Linked DNA regions of Homo sapiens: region 2 is linked to region 1. A link is an interaction called in ENCODE POLR2A ChIA-PET data of the cell type or tissue named here. Cell type or tissue: MCF 10A. All regions are shown on one strand. Links, peaks and the distances in the headings refer to the core of each region. The heading gives the core; the rest is flanking DNA.

The links. ChIA-PET counts read pairs that join two places held together with the same protein. Peaks named below come from ENCODE experiments on the same cell type or tissue, not always from the same donor. Only the 100,000 strongest peaks of a DNase experiment are listed, where the experiment ranks them.
Region 2: POLR2A ChIA-PET joins it to region 1 with 5 read pairs; 3 of 35 experiments call an interaction of 5 or more read pairs at or near these places.

Annotation. Positions count from the first base shown.
Region 1 is chr5:81,946,973-81,961,395 of GRCh38, forward strand. No RefSeq gene overlaps it. Among named protein-coding and RNA genes, the nearest start is that of ATG10, 18 kb to the right of the region's middle. In MCF 10A, for the core only: no CTCF peak of the experiment used is centred there; a DNase peak (open chromatin) is centred at 1,579.
Region 2 is chr5:81,869,574-81,885,159 of GRCh38, forward strand. LOC124901018 (a long non-coding RNA gene) reads left to right here. Exons shown (of 6, transcript XR_007058843.1): 3 at 5,849-5,947. Among named protein-coding and RNA genes, the nearest start is that of ATG10, 95 kb to the right of the region's middle. In MCF 10A, for the core only: no CTCF peak of the experiment used is centred there; no DNase peak of the experiment used is centred there.

The DNA.
Region 1 (14,423 bases), core at 93-2,592:
TTCCTGCCTCAGCCTCCCAAGGAGCTGGGATTACAGGCATCTGCCACCATGCCTGGCTAATTTTTGTATTTTTAGTAGAGATGGGGTTTCACCATGTTGGCCAGGCTGGGCTCGAACTCCTGACCTCATGATCCGTCAGCCTTGGCCTCCCAAAGTGCTGGGATTACAGATGTGAGCCACCAAGCCTGGCCATTAGGTATTTCTTTATAGCAATGTGAGAATAGACTGACACATAGTTTTATAATAGTAATGTTAACTATAGTAGTAATTGGGAAGGTTAGTGATCTTGTGGCTCCTGGCTGCATGACTCCAGAGCCATAATTTCTAATCTTATGACTAAAATTTATCAGTTTACAAAGGTGGTCTGGTTCCCAGGCAAAGAGGGACTTTGTTTTGGGGAGGTGCTATTATCATCTTTGTTTCAAACTTAAACTATAAACTAAATTTCTTCCAAAGTTAGTTTGGCCTGTGCCCAGGAATGAACAATGGCAGCTTAGAGGTTAAAGGCAAGATGGAGTTGGTTAGGTTATATCTCTTTCACTGTTATAATTTTCTCACTATTATAACATTTGCAAAGGTGGTTTCATTATGACCTAGACTTGGAAGTCATATAGCTTCATATCCCCCATATTCCAGATTCAAGGGAAGGGGGAACATCAACCCTACCTCTTAATAGTAGGGGAATCAACATCACATATTAAAAAGTGTATGTGACTGGCTGGGCACAGTGGTTCACATCTGTAATCCCAGCACTTTGGGAGGCTGAGGTGGGAGGATCACTTGAGCCCCGGAGTTTGAGTCTAGCCTGGGCAACATAGTGTTACCCCATCTCTACAAAAAATAAAAAGTTAGCCAGAAATGGTAGTGCACACTTGTAGTCCCAGCTACTTGGGACGGCGAGGTGGGAGGATTGCTTGAGCTTGAGAGGTTGAGGCTGCAGTGAGCCATGATCATACCACTGCACTCCAGCCTGGGTGACAGAGTGAGACCCTGTATCACATAAAATAAAATTAAATTAAATTAAATAAAAATAAAATAAAATAAAGTATGTGAGATGGAACATCTTTTTGTGGCCATCTTGGAAAATATAATCTGCCACATCATTCTACAGTTTAAAAAAAAGTTGCTTTATCTTATGCCTTATATTTTTTATTTCTATTTATTTATTTTTATAGAGATGGGGGTCTCACTATGTTGCCCAGGCTGGTCTTGAACTCCCGGGCTCAAGTAATCATCCCACCTCAGCCTCCCAAAGTGCTGGGATTACAGGCATGAGCCACCATGCCTTGCCTGAACCACCATGCCTTGCCTTCTATCGCCAAGAAAAAAGGCATAATACTTGGTTAATCTCTTTAGATTTTGGAGATTATGCTGCCCCAAATGGTTTGTAAACCATTTACCATTTACCATGAAAGGCTGCCAGATTTGTTGAAGCTCAGAACAAGGGAAAGCTCTCTAGATAAACGAGTGATTGTGGCAGATTGGGCAACTATAGAGAACTTGTGGGAAAATCCTAAGAAGAATCACAACAGAGGCCCCTATGATTTGGAGGAAAGCCATGTACTCGTTGCCAAGTTACTATTATCCTTTTGAGAAATGGCTCTTAGCTTGCTAATCACCCGGATAGGAGCAGAAAGCCTGATCATTAGGAAACTAGCTGATCACATGACTTTAGCTGCTTATTGCAAAACAGTTTACCTGATATGCCAAGCCACAAAGTCCTCAGCAGCACTCCAGAATTAAGTGGTGAAGGTATAAGCAAGTATATTGAATAGGTCGCTTAAATTCCCATGGTGAAATTTCCACAACACTTCTGACCCACCCTTGGCCTACCTATATGGACTCATGAGTTGACGTAAAGATCTGCATTGATTCAAATTATGTTCTTTGGTCAAAAATTTGTTTGGCTAGGTGCAGTGGCCTATAATCCCAGCTACGTGGGAAGCTGAGGCGGGAGGATCACTTGAGGCCAGGAGTTTGAGACCAGCCTGGGCAATACAGTTAGTGAGACCCCATCACTAGACAGAGAGAGAGATTGAGAGAGAGAGAGAAAGAGAGAGAGAGAGAGATTGAACTTGCCTGATTGGAAACAAGCCTTGAGAAAAAGGTTATGGATGGATTCTTAGAATGGACTCAGATAATGTCATTATTTGTGCCCCACATGAATGGTCATCAAAAGATCCCTACTGCGGAAGGTAGGTAAGATGACTTATTCTATGGATAACAGATAATCTTCCCCAATTACCTCAGTGATAGGTAAATAATCTATTTGTGGCAGAGATGGAAGTGATACTTTGGCCCAATTCTCTTGGTGAGAATTCCTCTCTCTAAGGCTGACCTATGTGGCCATAATGAGTGTCTCGTCTGTCAATTGTAGCTTTCAATCCTAAACCCCCTGATGTGGCACCATAAATGTGAAGGTGAACGCCTGCTAGCAAGATGACTACATGGGACCTTTATCATGGAAGAAGCATTGATTTCCTATTTCGAATAAATACCTATCCTGAATATGTCTTTCTTGCCCACCATGCCCCTTCTCACCCATCACTGTGGGCTTATTGAATGTCTCATAAATTGTCATAGATTCTCATTTGCTACTGACGAAGGAACTCACATTACAGAGGGAAAAAAGTAAGGCAGCGTGCTAATGCCCACAGGAATTCTTTGTCTTATGACACATCTCATCAACAGAAGCAATAAGTTTACTTATAGAATATGAACAGCCTATTTTTAGTTACAACTCCAGCTGGGAGAAAAAGACCTCGTAAGGCTGAATTATGATTCTGCAGTATGGTCTGAGCCAGCAACCATATATGATGATGTTTTTCCTGTAAGTGAGTCAAGTAAACAAGGATTGAAAATGGGCATGAAGATTCTCACAATTACTCCAAATGCCCATTCATATAATATTGGCTTCTGTTCTCCCAACTCTGGCTATTTGTGGTTTAGAAGATGAGTGAAGCTTCCAGAGGACACAAAAATGGTTGTACTAGAATAAGAAGTTTAGGTTTCCACCAGGTCATTCTGGCTCTTTTCATCTGGGGCAAATGGGCCCAGAAAGAGATTCCAGTCTTGGCTGGGATGACTGATATTTATTATCAAGGGAAAATACGAATGCTATATATAATGGAGGCAGGGAAGGGTATGAACTAGGAGATTCCTTGGCATACCTGCTTATTTAACCAGGCCCAGTGGCTGAAGATGCCTACAATCTCATACAGCAGGAGGATTGCCCCATTGTGTAAATAACTTTCATCAGCTGAAGGTAAGGAAACCTGGAATGGGTAGGTTAGGAGGACTTTATAAAATTCAAAATATGGTGTGCTGACAACTTGCAGCAGCGATTGCCGTAGCATCTCTTTGGGGAAGTACAGGGAAAAGAGTATGTGTTTTGTGATCAAACTACAGATTGAAGTGAACATTTAAAATTTCTCTGGCCAGGCCGGGTGCGGTGGCTTATGCCTGTAATCCCAGCACTTTGGGAGGCCAAGGCGAGTGGATCACCTACGGTCAGGAGTTCGAGACCAGCCTTGCTGACATGGTGAAACCCCATCTCTACTAAAAATACAAAAATTAGCTGGGCATGGTGGCGTGTGCCTGTAGTCCCAGCTACTTGGGAGGCTGAGGCAGGAGAATCATTTGAACTTGGGAGAGGGAGGTTGCAGTGAGCCAAGATCCTGGCATAGCACTCTGCCTGGGCGACAAGAACGAAACTCCGTCTCAAAAAAAAAAAAAAAAGTTTCTCTGACCGTTGAGCATTCAAACTTGTTTCCTACTTTGAGAGCAATTCCACATTTTGTGAGTCTTGGTAGGTAGCAGGACCCTAACTCTCTCTCCAGAAGTCAAATTTGCCAAATAGTCCTTCTTCCCAACCCCAGCAGCTGGATTTCATGAGCAAGAAATCTAGGCTTGGCCAATCAGACTGGGGACTTAATTCTAAAATGAATCACGCAAATGGGAAAGAATGGTTAAAATATATTCCCAGTGGCAGTGGTTCCAGCACATTGTCTGGCAGTATGTTTACCTGTGGCAGGGCCAGCAGAAGCAGCATCCTAACCAAACTTGGATGTGACCTTGTGGTTCCTGCTGTCTGACTGCCCTTGGCTCCTGCCTTTTTTTTTTTTGTTTTTAGCCTTGTTCTTCAGTCTTCCTGTTGATTCTATGAGCTACTTGTTATTCTGCCAATAAATTCCTTTTCTGCTAAAATTAGCCAGTTAGTTTCTATTGCTTGTGACCGAGAATTTTATCTTTATGCTGCTTTGCTCAAAGTGCTTTGCACTTAGTAGTTACTGAGTAAGCAGTTGTTGAATGACTACATGGCTATCATTATTTACACCCTGCTGAAGTATGTTTTCTCTGGGACTAGATCCTTGATCTTATTTCATGTAAGACAGAAGAAAACTTATTTTATGACATATTAATATTTTCTGGGAGGTATATATTCTCTAAGATAAATGGTTCCAATACAAAATTTGCAAAGCACCAGGAAGGTAGTGGGCCTCTGGCACAATCAAGTGGAGTTTGGGGAAGCAAACACAGGACTGAAATCTTTAAATCTATCCTAAGCCAAAGCCTTCTTCCTAAGGGAAGGTCAGCTTGTTTTTCAGCCTGGTATTTGTTCACTGAGCCTTATCCACAGTGAAATTCAAGGTGGCAAGCCTCCCAAAGGCTTTACTGGGCCCTAAAAGCTTATGTTGAAGCCTCTGGTTGTGAGGATGTGCTAAGAAGGCTAAAAGGGACTGTTGGCTTCAGGATTTGAGGCTTGAACATTCTTGTACTCTAGGAATACGGTATCTTGTGATAAGTTTTTGTTGCTTCATGTTTTCTTCTTCCTTCTTATTCTCTCCCATCTTCTACAGCACATTATAATCCATTTTTTAAAGTTTTGATTTTCTTTTGTTTTCAATTTTATACCTTATTTTGTTACATTTATTCATGGAAAGTGTTATCTCTGATTACTTGACATTGCTTACATTTTATTTTCCTGGTATATTGTGCTTTTTAAAATAGAAATTTATTAATACACTGATTGTAGACACGGCGATATAAGACAACTTTTTTCAAAGTGGATCTAAATAGTTGAATGTTTCTGTCTGAAATTTACTAATTGTAATTGAAAATACTCTTATTGGGTAAAGCTTTTGGTGTGTCAAAAGAAAGATGATCTTACATGTAATTTACGTGCAGTTGTCACATATTATCTACCTATAATTCATCTGTAGTTCTTTTCACTGCTCTTATCATTTGGTACTCAGAATAGCAATCTGTAATAGTGTTTCTAAAAGCGTCTAGGAAATTTTCCATCTTGCATACATATAACATTTAAATTTAACTTTCATGTGGTTCTTAGGTATTCTGTTTTGGAAGAACATTATACAGTTCTGTGGTTGTTTTGCTATTAAAGCGTTCTTAACTGATTTCCATATCAATAGATTCTGTGCCTTGTTGTAATGTAAATAATCCCTAAAGATACAATATACTAGTGTTTGCTTTTTAGTAAACAACTCTATCAGTGACTTTTTTAAAGACCTGAGAAGGCTTATCAACATTATCAACATTATCAATATCAATGCCTGCCAGATTGTATGCATATCTTTACTCTTGGGAAAGCTTTGGTGGATTTAGCCTTTAGCATTCCTCCAACAACCAGATCTAAACAGCCTCATCACATGTTCAGACTCAAAATTTTTTTCTGCTTGTTTGTGGAGGGTCTTGTGTACAGACTTAACCTCCAATAAGGCAGGAGCAGTGCTTGTCTTGTTCATTGCTGTATCTCTAGCACTTAGCACAGTGCCTGGCATATGTTATATTCTTGATGTGTTTTTGAAACAAATGAATGAATATTAATTGGCTTAACACTTCCATTTTGCACAGAGAGCCAGTATGACATGAACTCACCTATTTGAAACAGGTCTCCTTGAGATCCCCAGTTTACTCTAGCCTGACTCCCTTCCTTATAGCCTAGAGGTATTGCTGATATTCTCTGAGTGCCAATGTGCCGATTCCAGACCATTTTGTTTGCCTATTATGTAAAATTTTTCTTCTGTTGAGCTCTATACCAACCCATTGGTATTATTATTATTATTATTATTATTTTGAGATGGAGTCTTGCTCTGTCATCCAGGCTGGAGTGCCGTGGCATGATCTCAGCTCACTGCCACCTCCGCCTCCCAGATTCAAGTGATTCTCCTGCCTCAGCCTCCCAGGTAGCTGGGATTACAGGTGCCCACCACCACACCCTGCTAATTTTTGTATTTTTAGTAGATGGGGTTTTGCTATGTTGGCCAGACTGGTCTAGATCTCCTGACCTCAAGTGATCCGCCAGCCTCAGTGTCAGGCCTCTGAGCCCAAGCTAAGCCATCATATCCCCTGTGACCTGCACGTACACATCCAGATGGCCGGTTCCTGCCTTAACTGATGACATTGTCTTGTGAAATTCCTTCTCCTGGCTCATCCTGGCTCAAAAGCTCCCCTACTGAGCACCTTGTGACCCCCACTCTGCCCACCAAAGAACAACCCCCCTTTGACTGTAATTTTCCTTTACCTACCCAAATCCTATAAAACGGCCCCACCCCTATCTCCCTTTGCTGACTCTTTTTGGACTCAGCCCACCTGCACCCAGGTGAAATAAACAGCTTTATTGCTCACACAAAGCCTGTTTGGTGGTCTCTTCACAGGGATGTGAGTGAAATTTGGTGCCATGACTCGGATCAGGGGACCTCCCTTGGGAGATCAATCCCCTGTCCTCCTGTTCTTTGATCCATGAGAAAGGTCCACCTACGACCTCAAGTCCTCAGATGGACCAGCCCAAGAAACATCTCACCAATTTCAAATCCGGTAAGCGGCCTCTTTTTACTCTCTTCTCCAATCTCCCTATCTCTCAACCTCTTTCTCCTTTCAATCTTGGTGCCACACTTCAATCTCTCCCTTCTCTTAATTTCAATTCCTTTCATTTTCTAGTAGAGACAAAGGAGACATGTTTTATCCGTGGACCCAAAACCCCAGCGCTGGTCACGGACTCGGGAAGGCAGGGACGCCTCTCTGATTATTCACCCAGGTTTCAGAGGTGTCAGACCACGCAGGGATGCCTGCCTTGGTCCTTCACCCTTAGCGGCAAGTCCCGCTTTTCTGGGGGAGGGGCAAGTACTCCAACCCCTTCTCTCCGTGTCTCTACCCCTTCTCCGCCTTTCTGGGGGACAAGAAACCCCCAACCCCTTCTCCTTCACCCTTAGCGGCAAGTCCCGCTTTTCTGGGGAAGGGGCAAGTACTCCAACCTCGTATCTGTGTGCCCCAATCCCTTATTTCCACTCCCCGACCTCTTATATCTCTGCACCCCAATCCCTTATTTCCACGCCACAACCTCTTATATCTCTGCGCTCCGATCCCTTATTTCCACACCCCAACCTCTTATATCTCTGCACCCCGATCCCTTATTTCCCCACCCCAACCTCGTATCTCTGCGCCCCGACCCCTTCTCTGCTTTTCTGGAGGGCAAGAACCCTCCCACCCCTTCTCCGTGTCTCTACTCTTTTCTCTGGGCTTGCCTCCTTCACTATGGGCAAGCTTCCACCTTCCATTCCTCCTTCTTCTCCCTTAGCCTGTGTTCTTAAGAACTTAAAACTTCTTCAACTCTCACCTGACCTAAAATCTAAGCGTCTTATTTTCTTCTTCAATACTGCTTGACCCCAATACAAACTCGACAGTAGTTCCAAATAGCCGGAAAACGGCACTTTCAATTTTTCCATCCTACAAGATCTAAATAATTCTTGTCGTAAAATGGGCAAATGGTCTGAGGTGCCTGACGTCCAGGCATTCTTTTACACATGGGTCCCTCTCTAGTCTCTGTTCCCACTGCAACTCATCCAAAATCTTCCTTCTTTCCCTCTCACCTGTCCCCTCAGCCCCAACCCCAAGCGTTGCTGAGTCTTTCTAATCTTCCTATCTGACCTCTCCCCTCCTCACCAGGCCGAGCTAGGTCTCAATTCTTCCTCAGCCTCTGCTCCCACACTCTATAATCCTTTTATCACCTCCCCTCCTCACATCCGGTCCGGCCTACAGTTTCGTTCCGTGACTAGCCCTCCCCCACCTGCCCAGCAATTTCCTCTTAAAAAGGTGGCTGGAGCTAAAGGCATAGTCAAGGTTAATGCTCCTTTTTCTTTATCCGACCTCTCCCAAATCAGTTAGCGTTTAGACTCTTTTTCATCAAATATAAAAAACCCAGCCCAGTTCATGGCTCGTTCGACAGCAACCCTGAGACGCTTTACAGCCCTAGACCCTAAAAGGTCAAAAGGTCGTCTTATTCTGAAAATACATTTTATTACCCAATCTGCTCCTGACATTAAATAAAACTCCAAAAATTAAATTCCGGCCCTCAAACCCCACAACAGGATTTAATTAACCTTGCCTTCAAGGTGTACAATAATAGAAAAAAGTTGCAATTCCTTGCCTCCACTGTGAGACAAACCCCAGCCACATCTCCAGCACACAAGAACTTCCAAACGCCTGAACCGCAGCAGCCAGGCGTTCCTCCAGAACCTCCTCCCCCAGGAGCTTGCTACAAGTGCCAGAAATCTGGCCACCAGGCCAAGGAATGCCTGCAGCCCAGGATTCCTCCTAAGCCACGTCCCATCTGTGCGGGACCCCACTGGAAATCAGACTGTCCAACTTACCTGGCAGCCACTCCCAGAGCCCCTGGAACTCTGGCCCAAAGCTCTCTGACTCCTTCCCAGATCTTCTTGGCTTAGCGGCTGAAGACTGATGCTGCCCGATCACCTCGGAAGCCCTCTAGACCATCACGCACGCCGAGCTTCGGGTAACTCTCACAGTGGAGGGTAAGTCCGTCCCCTTCTTAATCAATGCGGAGGCTACTCACTCCACATTACCTTATTTTCAAGGGCCTGTTTCCTTTGCTTCCGTAACTGTTGTGCGTATTGACGGCCAGGCTTCTAAACCTCTTAAAACTCCCCAACTCTGGTGCCAACTTACATATACTATTATAAGTACTCCTTTTTAGTTATCCCCACCTGCCCCATTCCCTTATCAGGCCGAGACACTTTAACTAAATTATCTGCTTCCCTGACTATTCCTGGATTACAGCTACATCTCATTGCTGCCCTTCTTCCCAATCCAAAGCCTCCTTTGCGTCCTCCTCTTGTATTCCCCCACCTTAACCCACAAGTATAAGAAACCTCTACTCCCTCCTTGGTGACCGATCATGCACCCCTTACCATCTCATTAAAACCTAATCACCCTTACCCTGCTCAATGCCAATATCCCATCCCACAGCATGCTTTGAAAGGATTAAAGCCTGTTACCACTCGCCTGCTACAGCATGGCCTTTTAAAGCCTATAAACTCTCCTTACAATTCCCCCATTTTACCTGTCCTAAAACCAGACAAGACTGGCAGGTTAGTTTAGGATCTGCACCTTATCAACCAAATTGTTTTGCCTATCCACCCCATGGTGCCAAACCCACATACTCTCCTATCCTCAATACCTCCCTCCACAATCCATTATTCTGTTCTGGATCTCAAACATGCTTTCTTTACTATTCCTTTGCACCTGTCATCCCAGCCTCTCTTCACTTTCACTTGGACTGACCCTGACACCCATCAGGCTCAGCAGCTTACCTGGGCTGTGCTGCCACAAGATTTCAAGGACAGCCCTCATTACTTCAGCCAAGTTCTTTCTCAAGTATCCCCCTCCAAAGCTCAAATTTCTTCTCCATCCGTTACCTACCTCGGCATAATTCTTCATAAAAACACACGTGCTCTCCCTGTCGATCTTGTCCGACTGATCTCTCAAACCCCAACCCCTTCTACAAAACAACAACTGCTTTCCTTCCTAGGCATAGTTAGATACTTTCGCCTTTGGATACCTGGTTTCACCATCCTAACAAAACCATTATATAAACTCACAAAAGGAAACCTAGCTGACCCCGTAGATCCTAAATACTTTCCCCACTCCTCTTTCCGTTCCTTGAAGACAGCTTTAGAGACTGCCCCCACTCTAGCTCTCCCTGATTCATCCCAACCCTTTTCATTACACACAGCCAAAGTGCAGGGCTGTACAGTCAGAATTCTTATACAAGGACCAGGATCGCGTCCTGTAGCCTTTTTGTCCAAACAACTTGACCTTACTGTTTTAGGTTGGCCACCATGTCTCCGAGCAGCGGCTGCTGCTGCCCTAATACTTTCAGAGGCCCTCAAAATCACAAACTATGCTCAACTTACTCTCTATATTTCTCATAACTTCCAAAATCTATTTTCTTCCTCATACCTGATGCATATACTTTCTGCTCCCTGGCTCCTTCAGCTGAACTCACTCTTCGTTAAGTCCCACAATTACCATTGTTCCTGGCCTGGACTTCAATCCGGCCTCCCACATTATTCCTGATACCACACCTGACCCCTATGACTGTATCTCTCTGATACCACACCTGACCCCTATGACTGTATCTCTCTGATCCACCTGACATTCACCCCATTTCCCCATATTTCCTTCTTTCCTGTTCCTCACCCTGATCATGCTTGATTTATTGATGGCAGTTCCACCAGGGCTAATCGCCACACACCAGCAAAGGCAGGCTACGCTATAGTCCAAGCCACTAGCCCACCTCTTAGAACCTCTCATTTTCTTTCCATCGTGGAAATCTATCCTTAAGGAAATAACTTCTCAGTGTTCCATCTGCTATTCTACTACTCCTCAGGGATTATTCAGGCCCCCTCCCTTCCCTACATGTCAAGCTTGAGGATTTGCCCCCACCCAGGACTGGCAAATTAGCTTTACTCAACATGCCCCAAGTCAGATAACTAAAATACCTCTTACTCTAGGTAGACACTTTCACTGGATAGGTACAGTCCTTTCCTACAGGGTCTGAGAAGGCCACCGCAGTCATTTCTTCCCTTCTGTCTGACATAATTCCTCAGTTTAGCCTTCCCACCTCTATAGAGTCTGATAACAGACCAGCCTTTATTAGTCAAATCAGCCAAGCAGCTTTTCAGGCTCTTAGTATTCAGTGAAACCTTTATATCCCTTATGGTCCTCCGTCTTCAGGAAAAGTAGAACGGACTAAAGGTCTTTTAAAAACACACCTCACCAAGCTTAGCCACCAACTTAAAAAGGACTGGACAATACTTTTACCACTTTCCCTTCTCAGAGTCAGACCTGTCCTCAGAATGCTACAGTGTACAGCCCATTTGAGCTCCTGTATAGATGCTCCTTTTTATTAGGCCCCAGTCTCATTCCAGACACCAGACTAACTTAGACTGTGCCCCAAAAAAACTTGTCATCCTTACTATCTTCTGTCTAGTCATACTCCTATTCACCGTTTTCAACTACTCATACATGCCCTGCTCTTGTTTACACTGCCGGTTTACACTGTTTCTCCAAGCCATCACAGCTGATATCTCCTGGTGCTATCCCCAAACTGCCACTCTTAACTCTTGAAGTAAGTAAATAATCTTTGCTGACAGGACTATGTTGAATCTCCTTAGGCACTCTAATTAGATGTCCCAGGTCCTCCCAATTCTTAGACCTTTAATACCTGTTTTTCTCCTTCTCTTATTCCGTTTAGTTTTTCAATTCATACAAAACCGTATCCAGGCCATCACCCATAATTCTAAATGACAAATGTTTCTTCTAACAGTCCCACAATATCACATCTTACCACAAAATCTTCCTTCAGCTTAATCTCTCCCACTCTAGGTTCCCACGCCGCCCCTAATCCTGCTCGAAGCAGCCCTGAGAAACATCGCCCATTATCTCTCCATACCACCCCCAAAAATTTTCACCATCCCAACACTTTACCACTATTTTGTTTTATTTTTCTTATTAATATAAGAAGACAGGAATGTCAGGCCTCTGAGCCCAAGCTAAGCCATCATATCCCCCGTGACCTGCACGTACACATCCAGATGGCTGGTTCCTGCCTTAACTGATGACATTCCACCACAAAAGAAGTGAAAATGTCCTGTTCCTGCCTTAACTGATGACACTGTCTTGTGAAATTCCTTCTCCTGGCTCATCCCGGCTCAAAAGCTCCCCTACTGAGCACCTTGTGACCCCCGCTCTGCCCACCAGAGAACAACCCCCCTTTGACTGTAATTTTCCTTTACCTACCCAAATCCTATAAAACGGCCCCACCCCTATCTCCCTTTGCTGAGTCTCTTTTCGGACTCAGCCCACCTGCACTCAGGTGAAATAAACAGCTTTATTGCTCACACAAAGCCTGTTTGGTGGTCTCTTCACATGGACGCGAGTGAAACTCAGGGTTCCAAAGTGCTGGGATTACAGGTGTGAGCCACTGCATGTCGCCCTTGGTATTATTTTCTACCTTCCTCATCACCATCTTTTTCTTAATCCTCTACATTCATTTAGACTTTTTGGTTCTTGGCTCATTGTCTTTCAACCTCACCCTAAGGCCTCCATGAATGACCCTTCCACTACTTTACTCTCATAGTTCTGTGCCTATTCAATGGTTAGGGCCTTTACTGCCTCTCTATATCGGCAACTCAGCTTGGATTGATCTCTGAGCTTTGTGCCCAACTGGAACAAACTGATATATCTGTAATTTCAACATCAGTCTCCTCCTCTCCAAACATGTCCTCCTATTCTGCTAGTTATCACTCTCTATTTCTTTTTTCTTTTCTTTTTTTTTGAGATGGAGTCTCACTCTGTCGCCAGGCTGGAGTGCAGTGGCGCGATCTTGGCTCACTGCAAACTCTGCCTCCCGAGTTCAAAGGATTCTCCTGCCTCAGCCTCCCAAGTAGCTGGGATTACAGGCGCCTGCCACAATGCCCAGCTAATTTATATATTTTTAGTATAGACGGGGTTTCACCATTTTGGTCAAGCTGGTCTCAAACTCCTGAGCTCAGGCAATCTGCCCACTTCGGCCTCCCAAAGCGCTGGGATTACAGGCGTGAGCCACCACGCCCAGCCTCATCTCCCTTTTATACTCTTTCTCCCAACCAGAATGAGTGGTACTGGGAAAAACAGTCACATAAAATTTAGGAATTAGGACCTCCACAAACAGAGGAATCCAGTCTTAGCTATACTCTCAAATCCTATATATCTGTTCTCAGCTTCTCCTCTTTCAAATCTATTTTAAAAGTTTACTTGTTTTCTAAGCCCCTCTCCTCACTTTTATTTTATTTTTTTAATTTCAATAGGTTTTGGAAGAACAGGTGGTGTTTGGTTACAAGGATAAATTCCGTAGTGGATTTCTGACATTTTGGTGCACCCATCACCCTCTTCCCCACTTTTAGAAAATGGCTGTGCTTGGCCAGGCGCGGTGGCTCACGCCTGTAATCCCAGCACTTTCGGAGGCCAAGGCGGGCGGATTGCCTGACCTCAGGAGTTCGCGACCAGCCTGGGCAACAAGATGAAACCCCATCTCTACTAAAATACAAAAAAATTAGCCAGGCGTGATGGCGGGCCCCGGTAGTCCCAGCTACTTGGGAGGCTGAGGCAGGAGAACTGCTTGAACCTGGGAGGCAGAAGTTGCAGTGAGCCGAGACTGCGCCACTGCACTCCAGCCTGGGCGACAGAGTAAGACTCAGTCTCAAAAAAAAAAAAAAAAAAAAAAAGGAAAATGGCTGTGCTTACTTCCCATGTTACAGAGAAAGTGGAAGCTATCAGAAATGAAGTTTCCTCAATCCTTTCTCTCTGGCATTTCTTTCCTCTCAAACACAAAGCATCTATTTCCAGTACATCTTTCTCCTTTGCCCTTCTTCCAGTTAATACAACTAAGTACTTGGGACTCACCCTGTGTCTCTTCAGGGGCTGTGTTGTCTCAATTATCTCCTCTTTTCTTCTGGTTCTTGTGCTTGGCCTACAAACTGGATCAAAGTCACACCCATTTAAAATGTGAAATACAAAAGTACCCCCCACCCCAACACTCCTTGGCTCTTATTCTTCCCTACCTGCTACCCTTTTTCCTTCTCTTCATAGAAAACTTGAAGTCTCCACTTCCTTGCCACTCTGAACATTTTGTTGTTTTTATTTTATTTTATTTTTTGAGATGGAGTCTTGCTCTGTCAGCCAGGCTGGAGTGCAGTGGCGCGATCTTGGCTCACTGCAACCTCCACCTGCCAGGTTCAAGCTATTCTCCTGCCTCAGCCTCCCGAGTAGTTGGGATTACAGGCACCTGCCACCACACCCGGCAAATTTTTGTATTTTAAGTAGAGACGGGGTTTCACCATATTGGCCAGGATGGTCTCGAACTCCTTACCTCGTGATCTGCCCACCTTGACCCCCCAAAGCCCTGGGATTACAGGTGTGAGCCACTGTGCCAGGGCTACTTATTCTTTTAGAGAGGCATCCGCCATCATAACACCCAAACTGCTTTTGCTAAGGTCGTCAGTGTCTTCTTAATTTCCAAAGCCAATGGTTGCTTCTTAGCACTTATCTTCCTTGATTTTCTT
Region 2 (15,586 bases), core at 8,022-10,521, 69 kb before region 1:
TTCTCTTAAAAAAAAAAAAAACCATACCTTTTTCAAACTTTCACAGAAAGTTAAGATTATCTGAGCTATAATTTCACTCTTTTGGCACTTTAATAGGCATATAGCTTTCCTTAATCCAGTTGTTTCCCTTCACTACCTGTGGTGATGTGGTTGCACTATTACATGCCAAAGATGTGCACTAAACTGGCAATAATGTCTCTAAACTAATCCAGCAAGAGGAGAAAAGTGATTAGAAAGGAGACAGTTCCCAATGGAAGATGGATAAGCTATTTCTAGAAACTACTATTACTACTGAAAAAACTAATTGCTTTCGTCTCGTTTGGGAATATTTCCTCCAGTTCAAGAAGGAGAAAGTGTGAAGAAACCTCACCTTGCTTCCGCTAATAATGCTTCTTCCTTGAAATTGCAGAGAGCCTTGGTCTCCAAAGCAACTTTTTGAGACAATAGACTATCTGTGCTTAAGAGAAGAAAGATTAGAGTGTTTCTGTGTTTTTGAGTGATTAGATCAGTAACTCATTTGTTCATTTAATAAGTATTTATACTGTGCCTGCTATGTGGCAGGCACTGTGCTATACAAAAATAGCTAAGATAAAGTCTCTTTACTGGATGAGTTTACATATTAATTCTACTATGACTCCAGTAATAATAGATAATAAGAAAAATGACTATGGAAGTCCCAGGAGAAGGAGCACCTTTATATATCACTCTGGTGTCTTTTAGGGCTTTGCAAAATTTGTTTTCAGCCAGGTCTACCATAACTTACATTGTTTTTGCTTTTTAGGCTAATAATTTATTATGGATATGGCAAATACATTATATATTTTAAGTTCTCTAAAGTTCAATGTAATATACTAAAAATGCATCATGAGATCTGGGGATTTTGGGCCTGAAGATGGAAAACAAGAGCCTCACAGTTCTCTAAGTTACTGTTCTTCTTGGCATGGTATTATGGAAAGAACATAGGATTTGATCTAAATCCAAGTTCTTCCAGTCATTAATTGAATTAGTAAGAGCAATCACTTAGTTTTCCCCAGTGTTGGTGTCCTTATCTGTAAAGCAGAGCTAAAAATAATATCTGCCTTGTGAGGTTGTGAGAAGCAATCGAACTAATATGTGTGAAAGCACTCTGCAGAATTTAAGGTTCAATAAAAAATTGCTTTCTTAGAGCAAACATACAACGATGTCCATTCATCAACATGGCAACAATATCGTTGTATTCATAGTATCAACCTTTCCAATAGAGCACTTGTCAGAATCCCTAATTGCAAATGACTGCAGTGCTGTGAGTATTCTTGGTAATGGCCACAGGGCTAGTTAACACTTTTAAGTAATAATTATTAGATTTCACAGAAAGAAATTTCTATTTCTTTTCATGAGGAGGTTACCAACTATTTAAAATGTACATAAAACTGGATTAATATACTACAAATGCAAGCTGAAGGAGAATCATCTCCAGGATGACGTGACACGGTAATAAAAACTTTTGTCCTGAAAGGAAAGGAATTGTACTGGTTGAGATGTTTTGGGTTGCAAATATCCAAAGACGCAATCAACATTGGTTTAATTCTAAAATATATTTATTTTTTATTTAGCAGGAGTCTAGGGCTTGTTAAGTAGCTTAACAATATCAGGGCTCTAGGTCGGCATCTTTGTCATTATCTTCATCTTCTGTCATGCTTGTCACCTCATGGGTAACAATACAATATACGCATTTCAGCTCCAGGCCCTGACATCAATGTCTCAGACAGAAGAGGAATGAAAGGGGCACCCTACAAAAAAACCTCCTTAAATATGTACCTATTCCTTTTGTCAGAAACCAAAATATTACCCAGAAAGACCCTTGAGAGTTGCTGTAAACTGGTTGGTCAAAACTGAGTCATGTGGCCACCACTAACTGCATGGGAAGCTGGGAAAACAAATATCCAGCAAGAGGGATTATGGCTATACCGTTAGGGTCTTAAACATCATGATTTATTTCCAGGGCCTAGGCACATTGTAACCAAACAAAATCAAGGTTTTAATAATTAGGATAAAGAAGGGTGAAGGAAAACTATTGGATAACTGCCTAATGGTGTCCTTCTGAGATATTTTGTATGTGTGTAAATATAGATAATAAGCCAGACCGTATAAAAAAGAAATATTGTCCTTGCTCTTTAGAAGAGAGATTCTAAAAGCTATAGCCTTAATTGTAAGGTTCTCATAAAGAAAGCCTAGTAGGGCAGCAAATACAGTATTATATATGATAGCTAAATGTACCTGAGTAAAAGCCAGTTGCCTCATATCTCCTCTGAAGCACAATTACCCTATGACACGGTGGTTGCTTTCTTTCTGGAGAAGTACTGATCCTTTGAAATGGTTATTTTCATGTTTTGGCCAACAAGTTCTTATCCATCCAAGTATGAGTTCTGTGATTAATTACAGAGTATATAGCTCTTGTCAACCCATCAGCCTTTTCTCTGAAGCCACTTAAAAATTTGGTTTTTAACCTAGACTGAGCTTTTATAATACAAGCAGAAACAGTTAAGAACCAACTCATACCTGCTAACTCCAGTGAGGGCTGTTGTAATTTGTCCCCATTCATGTTATATTTCATTGATAGCTGACATTATACTGCCCTCTCTTCCATTAAAATTAGATGTAAGTTGTGATAAACTGCATTTTTATAAATGCCATCTCTTCAGCCCCTGCCGGATCTAGCTAGAGACACAGCATCTCATGATTCCACCGAATAGCTTCTGAGATGGAATGTTAGTTTCAGACAGAACACTAGCTGAGGAACAGTCTAGGAAGATGACGATGTGTGTTAGTTCAGACTTTGGATTCCTAATAAATGTTAGAGAGTCATCAGTCCTAAGGATGACCTCTCTCAGCGGTTAAAATAAAAAACTTTGCATTTTACTCCCTCACAATTTTAATAAATTACAGTAATATTTTTGTTACACAAAATGGATGAAATGAGCCCATTGACAAAACAAACAAGACATATATTCAAAAGAATAAGTTCATACAATTACAACTTTTCCCCTGTCCTCCTCCTATTTAGCTTATGCCATCTCTCAGTCTGGTTTCAGATATTAGTAAGTAACGAGATAATACACAGGAAACGAATAGCCCCTCCTCTGTCCTGTAAATCATAAAAGTCATTTACAGGAGCTGAGTGAATGGAGAGAGAGGTCTATGGCAAAAGAATTGAGCCTTAATGGCCCCTCAAGAGCTATAACTGTCTAGTCTCTCTACTAGTCTCTCTCTCTCCCCCCAATCTCTTCTTTCTCAGTATCTTCCCACCCTCCTTCTCTTTCCCTCTCTCTATCTTTCTCTTTAGCTCCTTGTCTCAGCTTACAAATCTCTCAAGCCGGGGAGCCTGCTGCCATACTAAGAAGTGGTTGGTCAGTGTGTTTTAAACATTGAATGAAAATTCTCCAAAGTATTTAGTCACTGCTTAGGGTAAACTTTACTTTTTATGCAATGGGGCACTTGGTGACTGATCCTTCTTGGTGGCCCCTGTGTTTTTTTTGTTTTTTGGGTTTTTCTTTTTTTGTTGTTGTTTGTTTTTTTGAGACAGAGTCTCACTCTGTCACCCAGGCTGGAGTTCAGTGGCGTGATCTCAGCTCACTGCAGACTTGACCTTCTGGTCTCAAGCGATCCTCCCACATCAATCTCTTCAGTTGCTGGGACCGCAGGTGCCACCACCACGCCCAGCTAACTTTTTGTATTTTTTTGTAGAGACAGGGTGTCACTATGTTGTCCAGGCTGGTCTTGAACTCCTGGGCTCAAGTGATCCGCCCACCTTGGCCTTCCACGCTGTTGGGATTACAGGTACGAGCCACCATGCCTGTCTTCTGTTTTTCACCTGTGCAGCGTTCTGGAAGATGTTAATTGTGTGGTTCAACTCCATATTACCCATGAAAGAGGTCAGAGTCATGGAAAAACATGATAAGTAAGTTAAAAGGTCATCAAAACATTACTTTAAAGTGCATTTTCTACTTATATTTAAATAAGACCACTGGGGTAAACTGGGATTTTTCAAAACTTCAAGATGGGTAATGGATCGCTCTATCAGCTTCTAAAGCAAGAGACACCAGGAGTTATTCTTCTTGATTAACTTTACTACTTTCTACTACCTGCTTTTCTTCTTTCAACTTTAGGCTAGGAATGAACTCTATCACTTTTGAAAGACACCAGCAGATCATCGCCATCTAAACCTTGTTTAGACATTAGAATCACCTGGGGAACCTCAAAAAAAATTGATGTTTGAGTCTCTCACAGAAATTATGATGTTATTGGTCTGAAGTAAGCTCTGGGCATCCAGATTTTAAAAAACATCCCAGGTGATTATAATATGCAACAAAAATTGAGAACCATTGATCTAGTCTTAACATTTTACAGTCTCTATTAGCCTGAAGCCATGAAATATGTAACTTATTGGTGCCATTTATTCCAGGGACAGAGAACTAATTTTTGTCTTTAACACCTCCTTTTAGAGCTTCTGCTGTCCCAGAACAAACAAGGCCTATAGTAACCAACCATGTCAGTCAGGGTTCTCCACAGAAATAGAACCAATAGGAGATATGTTATATATTTAATATTTGTATAATACTTATATATTTATATATATGTAATTTATTTATTATAAGAAATGGGTTCATTGATTATGGAGGCTAAGAAGACCCAAGATTGCCGGGCACAGTGGCTCACACCTGTAATCTCAGCACTTTGGGAGGCCGAGGTGGATGGATCACGAGGTCAGGAGATTGAGACCATCCTGGTCAACATGGTGAAACCCTGTCTCTACTAAAAATACAAAAATTAGCCTGGCATGGTGGCACGTGCCTGTAATCCTGTAATCCCAACTACTCGGGAGGCTGAGGCAGGAGAATCACTTGAACCAGGGAGTTGGAGGTTGCAGTGAGCCAAGATGGCACCACTGCACTCCAGCCTCGTGACAGAGCGAGATTCTGTCTCAAAAGAAAAAAAAAGAAGTCCCAAGATCTGCAGTCGACAAGCTAGAGACTCATAAGAGCTGATGGTGTGCTTCCAGTTCAAGTATGAATGCCTGAGAACCAGGAAAGCTGAAGGCATAAGTCTTAGTCTGAAGGCCTTCAGGCTTGAGAGCTAAGAAAAGCCCATTTTTCAGTTCAAGTCCCAAAGCAGGAAAGGATTAATGCCCCACCTCAGCAGGCAGGCAGGTGGAGTTCCCTCTTATTCACAGGAGGGTGAGCCTTTTTGTTTGGTTCAGGCCTTCGACTGATTGAATGAGAGCTACTCATATTAGGAAAAACAATCTGCTTTACTGAGTTTACGGAGTCGAATATCAACCTCATCCAAAAATACCCTCACAGACACACCTAGAATAATATTTGACCAAATATCTGGGCACCTGATGGCTCAGTCAAGTTGACATATAAAATTAACCATCACACCAACATAGTACTTAAATAAAGAGGGTGGATGGCAACTTTAATGGGAAATTAAAAGCAAGTTAAGCCAGAGATAACTCTTATGTGTTTATAATCTGCAGCAGATAACAGAGATAATTGTCAAATTTTCAGCTTGTTCTAGTTCCAATTGTGCACATTCTGTTGAAGAATTCTACTGAGGCACAGGAAGACAGCATATTCCTCTTCCCAATCAGTTAACTAATTGTCTGCTATTGGTGCCTTCAGCTGCCCCTTAGAAGAAGCTGGAAGGAAAGAATGGAGAAAATAGAAGAGCTTAGATTGTAATTATAAGTCTTATGAAATTTCCATCCAAGGGCTTGAATTATCAGTGTGTAAAAGTACTCAATAAATATTTTGGAATGAATGAATAAATAAAATTTAAAAATGGGACTCAACTGTGACTTTTTCAGATAACTTCCAATTTAAGGAGATATAGGACAAGGCAAGAAGGGTGGAAGAAGGCATAAGAGATCCTCACGTGGCATTATCAGGATAAAATTTGTTAATGTGTAAGTGTTCTCTTCTTCCTCACTGTAAGGTGAATACTTTGCTACCTTGGTTTCTGGATCTTTTGAGCTGCAGAATTGGGAGAGTGCATATGAAGAAAGAAGACTCAGTAGATAGGAAGGAATAAAGGAGAAGGCTATAGCCAAGGAAGTTAGGTTGATCTTAATAGAATGAAAATGGGCAGGCCATTTTGTGGGCTCTCATAGAGTGGTGTTTTAGGATTTGGTGACTAGAAGATTTTAGAATAGCTGTGGGATGGGAGAGAATTGGAAACGAAAGGGAAGCTGATCTGGAGACATGGTTCCATAAACTGAGAATTAATTCTCCTTTGGAAGATTGAGATTAATAACAGATTTAAACAAATTCATTTTGGCATCAGGATTATGCTTCTTTAAATACAGCTCAGTTCAAAGGTAAACCGCATGCAGCTCTAGGATTTATTCAGTTTTCATGTTGAAGTCTAGAATCCTCTCTATAGCACTTTTCTCCCTTTAAATTATGTAATCTCTTAACGACTCCACACAATCCAAGTTTATTTCCCTTCTTAGAGAATGGGTTATTCTTAGGGTTTATTTTTAATTTAGAGATGGGGGTTAAGAATCACCATAAGATAAATGAAGCATCTTTTCTCATTGGTGGTTCACATAGTATGAATATGAGAATGCAAATTAAGCAAGAATCATTTATTCTTATAAATAAAGGTGGAAGGTAGGAGGCTAAACTTAGGTGTGCACTGGGGTTCCAGGCCCTTTATATCAATTATTTTTATTTTATTCTCATAGCAGTCATGGAAGACAGGTATTGTTTCTCTTATTTTACTTAAGGTTACATAACTATGAAGTAGTGGAATTTGAATCCACACTGTAAAATTTGCTGTTCTACTATACCCTGCATAATGGGATCTTTATTATCTGGCCAGGTATTTATTTATTTATTTATTTATTTATTTATTTGAGACGAGTCTCACTCTGTTGCCCAGGCTGGAGTGCAGTGGTGCCATCTCGGCTCACTGCAACCTCTGCCTCCCAGGTTCAAGCGATTCTCCTGCCTCAGGCTCCCGAGTAGCTGGGATTACAGGTGCCCACCATGATGACCAGCTAATTTTTGTATTTTTAGTAGAGATGGGGTTTCACCATGTTGGCCAGGCTGGTCTTGATCTCCTGACCTGAAATGATCCACCCACCTCGGCTTCCCAAAGTGCTGGGATTACAGGCGTGAGCCACCACACCCGGCCCTCTGGCCAGGTTTTTAAAATTCCATATAAGAAGTCATTGGTCTTGCAGGGCATGGTGGCTCACGCCTATAATCCCAGCACTTTAGGAGGCCAAGGTGGGCCGATCACCTGAGTCAGGAGTTCAAGACCAGCCTGGCCAACATGGCGAAACCCCATCTCTACTAAAAATACAAAAATTAGCTGGACGTGGTAGCGCATGCCTGTAATCCCAGCTACTAGGGAGGCTGGAGCAGGAGAATTGCTTGAACCCAGGGGGTGGAGGTTGCGGTGAGCCGAGATTGCACCACTGCACTCCAGCCTGGGTGACAGAGCAAGACTCCATCTGAAAAAAAAAAAAAAAGTCATTGTAGATTTACTGAGAGTTACATCCTTAGGTGTCCCCTGCTTTCTCTAATAAAACTATAAGTGAATGAAAGTAATATTTGTGAAAGCCTTATGAGGAATATAGCTACTTTTCCCTCCAACAAAACATCAAGTAAACAACTATTTTTTTTTTTTCAACAAACCATTTTCCAACTCTTTCATTCTGACCATTTTGGAGGCAATGCCAGTTACTTGGTAGATCCAGAGATGATGCAAGCCATTCAGATTGTAGAGGAAGAGACTATCTCTATTAGCAGATGACATGATCTTGAATATAAAAAATTCTAAGGAATACACATACACAGACACACACACGGATGAGAACTAATACGTGTTCAGCAAAGTTGCAGGATATAAGATTGATATAAAAAATCAGTCATTTCTACGAACTAGCAATGAACAATTCTAAAATTAAATTAAGAAAACAATCCATTCAAAATAGTATCAAAGCAATGGAACAAAAGTACTGAAAGTGTTGATTCATACGTTAATGTCAGCCAGAAGAGAGTCTTCAGTGGTACTCCACAGATCTCAGTTCCTGACTCTTGGCTAAATATTTTTGGTCAAAAATTTAAATGAAGATATAGCTAACTAGAAGATATTAATATAAGATATCAGATAAGCAAATGAAACAAGCTGGAAGAAATAAATGGAGTGAATATTTGGAGTGAAATTTAGCTTATACATGAGTGCGTAAGTAAGAAAAGAGAAAGGCTGGGTGTGGTGGTTCACGTGTGTAATTCCAGCACTTTGGGAAGCCAAGGTGGGCAGATCACTTGAGCTCAGGAGTTTGAGACCAGCCTGGGCAACATGGCAAAACACTGTCTCTACAGAAGTTACAAAAAATTAGCCATGTGTAGTGCCACATCCCTGTAGTTCCAGCTACTCGGGAGGCTGAGGTGGGAGGATTATCTGAGCCTGGGAGGTTGAGGCTTCAGTGAGCTGTGATTGTGCCCCTGCACTCCAGCCTGGGCAATGGCTGAATGAGACCCTGTCTCAAAAAAATAAAATAAAAAGGAAAAGAGGAAAAGAAAAGAGAAAAGAATTTTACATTCATTTGAAATTAAGGTGAGAGTTTCAATTCACAATGTAGATTTATGTAAATTAAACTGTATGCCAAAAGTCAACAGTCCTCTTCTTTGGGACATTATGTAAGAATCTTGAATGGACAGAAATAGTTTTTACTCTACAAAGAGTTATTACGCAAAAACTATGAGCTAGGTGCTGAACTTGACAGTGGGATGGAAAACATCTTAGTCCTGGTCTTTAACCTCAAGTTTGTCATAGTCTAGTGACAGTCTAATGAGGCATAGTATGGGTCAGGGTCCCAGAAGGAAATAGATGGCACACTCAAAAAGGTAATTTGAAGAGTACTTAATTGTGGAAACATTTATAAATGAATGGCTAAGATTAAGAAAACCACAGATGTGATGAAACACCCAGAGACCAGCAATATCAAGAAGTTGGTACTGGGCCAGCCTGGTGAGACCTACAGCCATGGGCCAGGGCTGCTGGAGAGGAGCTGTGGCCTTATCCAGGTTCCAGAAATCCAGAACCTACCAAACTGTGGCCTGGCTGAGAGGAAGGTGGGAAAATAAATACCTTAACATCTTTTTCTCCCCACCTCCCCATCTCCCAACTTCCATTGGCCAAATCCACCTGGAAGCCAGAGGGCAAGGGACTGTGGTTTGGGCTGTAAGGTCCGTAGACATCAGCCCCACAGGGCACACAGCGGGATGGAGAAGGGGAGAGAGTGAACTTAGAGGGTCAAGGAGAGAATACACTACATAGACAGGTAAAACAAATAATTACAATTATCTGTAATTGTAAAAAGACCAACAGTCCTATATTTAAGATGGGCCTTGGAAGTTGAATGAGGGCTTGACACATTGAGATATTGATCCAGAAGGAATAGCATGTACAGACAGGGGCATAAAAGAGAGTGCCTTGCTTGGGAAAAGGTAAGAAGTTCCATGTGCACAGAGAGTTGAGTATGAAGGGTGGAGACTGCGGAAGAAGTTGTAAAACAAGGATGGAAAAAGATGTTTGGTGGGCAGGTCACCTTGTGAAGGACTGTCTAAGTTAGGCTATAGGTTTAGCTGCTGTGCCAGAGATCCAAAATAACAGTGGCTTAAACACAATCAAAGTCCTCTGTCTCTCATATTTCAGGCTGAGCTCGTGGGCATCTGTGCTCTGAGAAGTCAGCAGCAGCCCAAGCTCCTTTTATCTTGCTGCTTTGCTCTCATCCCCATGGTTCAGGACAATGTCACTATGCCCACATTCTGGTCAGCAAAATGGCATACTCTTTCCTTTTATAGAAACAACCTAGAAATTGTATATGCCATTTCTGCTCCCATCTTACTGGTCAGAACTTCGTCACAAAGCCACATCTTACTGCAAGGGAAGCAAGAAAATGTAGCCTTTGATCTGAGCAAGTTACGTGCCCCGATAAAACTTGGGCTTTCTATTATTATGAGGAAGAAGACAAGGTAGTGAAGAAAACTGGCATTCTTTGCCATAAATATCTTATTGTTTTTTCAAGGTGAGATCCAGCAAGTCATAAAGAGGATGGGTTCAGCGGGAGCTCGGGAATGGTAGATGAGAAGGGAGTAGTTTCTGTGTTCCAAGTGTTGGATTAGGAGTCTGCTTGAGTAAGTCGAGTGGTAGGAGATGAGATACTTAGAGAGAAGGACCTTCAAGGGCCACAGACTCCATGTCTCATATGTGGAAACCACTGGAACATCCAGAAGGCTGCTGTCACTTGATCCTGCACTGTGGCTGCTGTTGCTTTTCCCATCCCATGTATGTAATAACCAGAATAAAATGGGGACTATTCACTATGGTCATATTCTGATCCCTGCATGGGCTTAGAAAGGAACTTTTTTACTGCATAGGATTGCAAAACTTGGTGCTGGATGAGGGATTTACACCTTCCTTTCAAACACGGGCCACTGCTGGTAGGCATAGAACACTGGATGTGTTGATTGCTAACATGATTTATGGCAGTCTCTGTATATTCAGCTACATTCAATGACCTTTCTTCCACAGTGTCCTCTACCTTGATAAAATCACTTCATTCTATGTCAAGTCCTTTTAATCCTTTTTCAGAATCAAGTACGAAACAATTTCCAGTGCATTCAACTCTAACTTTCTTTGCTCATTGTTTATTCCCTGAAGACCGAATAATACATTTAGAAGTTAAAAAATTGCAGGCTGCTGCTTTGTACACAGTATCTTTAACTTTTTTGTCCAGGTTTTCAGTCTGGCCTCAAATGAACCTTTCTTTTTTTCATTTTTTATACGTAACATTTAGCTCTCCAGAGTTAATCACTTGTGTCTTCAATTAATCATTTACGTCCCCCAAATCATGTGGAATCGTCTAATTGGGCACATGAGGGTACGACTGTACATGCAAGAAAGAATGGTAATGAAGCAGTTATGCATAAAAGTAGTATTTCCAAAAAGGGAGGTAACATAAGAAAGTACCTAGAACTTTGGCCTCTGGTGGATGCATCCATGCATCCATCCATCCATCCATTATTCATTCAAAATTGTGTTCAAAAACCTTGCAGTCAATCTCTAGAGAACCTACCAGGGTTCAAAGATTATTATCAGATGTTTCCAGTTCTTGAAGAGTTTCTATGTCATAACTGGAGCAGACTCAGTTTTGAGGCATGGCTGAGAATAAATGAAGGAAGGGGGATTACGCACCAACTGTGTCTTAACTACTATGCAAAATATCACAGATTTGTAGTAGAAGAAAGATGCATAGATAACTGTATCCCTGTGTCATCCATGCTATTAGATTGGTGTAAAAGGCATTGTGGTTTAATACTACATAATAAATATAATAAAACTAGGAGCCCAGAGAGGGGACAAGTTGACTCTGCCTGGGATGGAGGAGGAAAGCTTTTCAGAGGAGCCCAAGTTTCACCTGGGTGCTGATGGCTAATCATGAGTTGCTCAGATAGAATGGTAGAGAAGACACTGTAGGTGAAAAGAGCAGTGTGCACAGAAGCATAGAGATGGAAGATGCAGGGCAGTTTTGGTCAATGTCAAGGGTTCCGTGTGTCTGGCTTGTAGGTCGCGGGAGATGAATGCTAAGAGGAAAGAGTAGAGAGGTGGGTTGGGATTTTGTATGCCAACCTGAGGCATTTTAATTGTATTCTGTAGGTAAGGGGGAGCTATTGAATGTTCATAAGCATGAGAGTAACATGATCAGATTTATGTTTTGGAAAGATGGCTGGAGAAAATAAAGGGGGAAAGAAACTGAATTCATTATTTTTGTCTAGCAAATACTTATTGAGTACCTACTATGAGCCAGGAATCTTCTAGGGGCTAGGCATACAGCATTGAATAAAACTGGCAAAAACTTTTGCCTTCACGCAGCTTCAAGTGGTGGAGGGAGACAGTTTATAAACAAAAATATATAATCATTCAGGTGGTCATAAGTGCTATGGAGAAAATGAAGCAGGGAGGGAAGATAGAAATAGGCTTTGCCCCTATGTAACCTCCCACTGAGAAGGAAGGGAACATTTGGGCAAAGACCTGAAGGAGATGAAAGGGCAAGCCACGTACACATCTGTGGGAAGAACATTTTAGGCAGAAGGAATTGCAAACATAAAGTCCTCAGTGTATTATGAGAGCTCTGCAAACCCCAAGGTGACAAAAGAGACGGATTAAAGACTTGAATTCCTATGTTTATACAAAGGGGCATTGAGCCAAAGAAATACTGATCACCTTTTATATATCATTCAGAACTTCCAGTCATTTGTTTAAAAGTATTTGAGTATGACAGGCTAGAACAAGATTTTCTTTCATAGGTCATTGTTGGGCCAGAATTTTGGAGAGAGGTAACTGTGTTTTCTCCTATCACCATAGACCAGCAGTTTTTCATTTAAGCAGTAAAGTCCAGTTATTATTCTGAAGCCAACAAAATGTATTTCTTTGTCTCATTGTAGTTTTAAGCCATTTGTTTCATTTTTAGATGCTCAAAATCTTACTTGATGGCCACATTTAAGGGAAATTGCCTCCAAACATAAGAAATACACTGGCTTGGATGGCACACGTGGAAATTAGCAAGATGAGTGGAATTGGGAATGTGTCTGCTGATCATGATCTAGCTGAGTGTACTGCACACACAAGAGATAAAAATGAAGCCAGAATCTGGAATGAGATCATTAGTGTATACCATCCTGGCACTGTAGTCAGACCACACACATATTTAATGCACTGAACCCACCTTGAAATGCCCTCAGCCTTAAGGGAACAAAGTACTAGAAAAAATAAGGGGGAGGGAAGGATGCTGAGTGATCCATAATGCTGTCAGTGTCACAATCCATCCTGAACAGCAGAATAAAGTTAATAGGGAAAGTTCTTTAGTGCTTGTTCAGCTGCCTGCCACCCAACTCTGTGGCAGAAAAGCAAGGAGGAAATATATACATCATTATAGAATGTATCAATAATAAATTATAGAAAAGCCTTTCATATAAGGAGTAGTTCCCTGTATTTATTTGAAGTCTCAAGCATTAGGATTGTGTATTTGACCACTAACTGCCAAAAATGTAGACACAATCTTAAATAATTTTAAAAGACTATTGATATTTTAGTAATAAATTAGATTAACAATGTGAGTCAAAACTGTTGAAGACAGAAATTGTAAAATGTCAAGAGAAAGAAATAATATTTTTCCTTGTGTCCAATAAATAAAAATTGCCTTGGAATAAACACTAACCCTATTTATAGCATACATAAGAAGCATCTCTGGAAGTCAAATAGTCTATCTGAATTATGTTTCGGCTCAGAGAATTTCATGGTTAGAGTAGAACATTTTCATTCCAAATCTATGTATCTTTTAGTTCCTAAAAATATTTCCTAAACTCTTCCAGCATTACACTACTTGGTTCTAGAGTCAAAAACTCGTATAATTCAACTAACAGCTATCAAACATTTATTTAAAGGTCAAACACCTTCTATGTGCAAGGTGCTGACTAGGCAAGGTACTGGAGGAAATTCAAATTGAGTAAAACTTAGTACCTGCCCCCAAGGAGGGTAAGGAGGTCGGCAAAAAGTCAGCACAAAGGGTCAGAATATGCTCAGCGGGGTTCAAAGGAGGGAGATGACCATGGGTTAAAGAAGTCAAAGAAGGCTTCAAGGAAAAGTGATGTCAGATTTTAATAGGCAAAAATGGGGTTGTTTTGAGTGGGATTGGGCAGGCAATTCGGGTAAAAACAAGGGCGTATCTGAGAAGAGCGGTTCCCATTTTGCTGGAGTATGATGTATCCGTATGAGAGTCGTAAGACAGAGCTAGGAAGGTGGACTGCAGGCATGGAGTCTCTGGGCTCAGATGTCAGCCTGAGGAGTCAGGACTAGATTCAGCCAACAGTGGGACTCCACCAAAGTCGATGTGACATGATGTGACATGACGCTGCTCTATTTATGCTCTGATGCCCATGCTTTTGTACTCAGTTGCATTTGCCAGCTGAAAGGGTGAGGCTGGTTGTCCAGCCCTTGCGGGGAGAGACTGATTCTGTACCACAGATTTACTTGGAGGACAGAGCACAGTAGGGGTCATTTGGGTCTACCTCCCCCTTCCCTCTTGGGCCCCCCTTGCACACACAGGGGCAGTCTAGCTGCTGAGTGTGGTCTTTGTGTCCTGGATATTAGATGTCATCTGAGCTCCTTAATATTTTTCCGAAGTGAAGAAAAAAAAGGTCACCCACAAATATTTATTTAGTGCCTACGAGATGAACAGCGGCAGTTTGCCCTGCTCTAGATCGGTGGTAAAGTAGCAGTTCCAGCCAGAAGCCAAATAAAAGCTGGAGCTCATGTCAGAAGAGGAAAGGGCTACAGATGTACACCGCTAGACAGGCTGTGGACTCTCTGCCTCTGCAGTACTGAACTATTATATATTGTCTTCTCAGCTAATTTTTTTAAGGTCTAATTTAGGAAAAGCAGGGAACAGTATTAGGTATTTAGAGAGATTCAAAAGAAATGGTAGCCATTCCTGAAATACAGAAATTCAATAGAAACTTTAACCTATAAATAATATGCACCATATAACATATGATATAAAAGTTGCATATAAAGTCCCAGAATGTTTTCTGCCATTCCTAAGGGATGTTCAGCACATATAAACCTTGTTTAGGTGTCATCTTACTGGTAGGGGGCTGTTGTGCTCCATTTGTCTGTTCGGAGAACCAGAAGCTTGGCTGCAGTGGTCAGTTGGGTCTACAGATTTTTTGTCTGTTTGTTTGTTTTTTACAGAATCTAAAATGGTTGTTTAACTTGAGACTTTTTAAAGATACAGAAACCTTAATTAGGAATGATTGTAGAATGAGATCTTTACAGTAGAAGCTCATATTTGATAAGACCAAAACCAGTAATGAGCCAATTAATAAAAATATTTGGTTAAAGTCCCAAATTCTAAAAACTATAATAACATGGCACATGCAAATTCATTTGACAATATTTAAATGTAGAGTCAAGACCTCCCCTCTATTCTAGTATAAATCTGTATTTTGAAGTCTTTTTTGCATAAATCACATCCATAACACATCTCTCTCCAGTTTCAATTTATCTAAAGTGAATCAGACATTTCTCAGACATTCTTAATCTAGACCATGTTGGGGTTTTTATGATTCCTGTTCCAGTCTTTTAAACTTTTCTTACTAACACCTATTGTAATAGTCATTTTTTTTTAAATCGAGACTTTCCAGAGCATTCAACTCTGTTTCAGAACAACAACTATACTCTTTTCTGCTCATCTAGTTTGACAATTTTCATAATATTTAATTAAAATATGCTTAATTTAATTAATTAAAATACTACAATCACAAGTCTAATTAACCCAAACAGGCCTGGGAACAAACACAACAGACTCTTGGTTAGTAAATAACAGCAGAAGTGGGAGCAGAAGTCCTTGGATACATTGGAGAGTAGTTACTGCCCTCAAGTGCCCAGCATGCTGTGCATATCAGAAAATTCGGTTCACAGAGGGAACGGAGAGCGTCTGTGAATCTGGCAAGTTGGTTAAGTTGAAGTC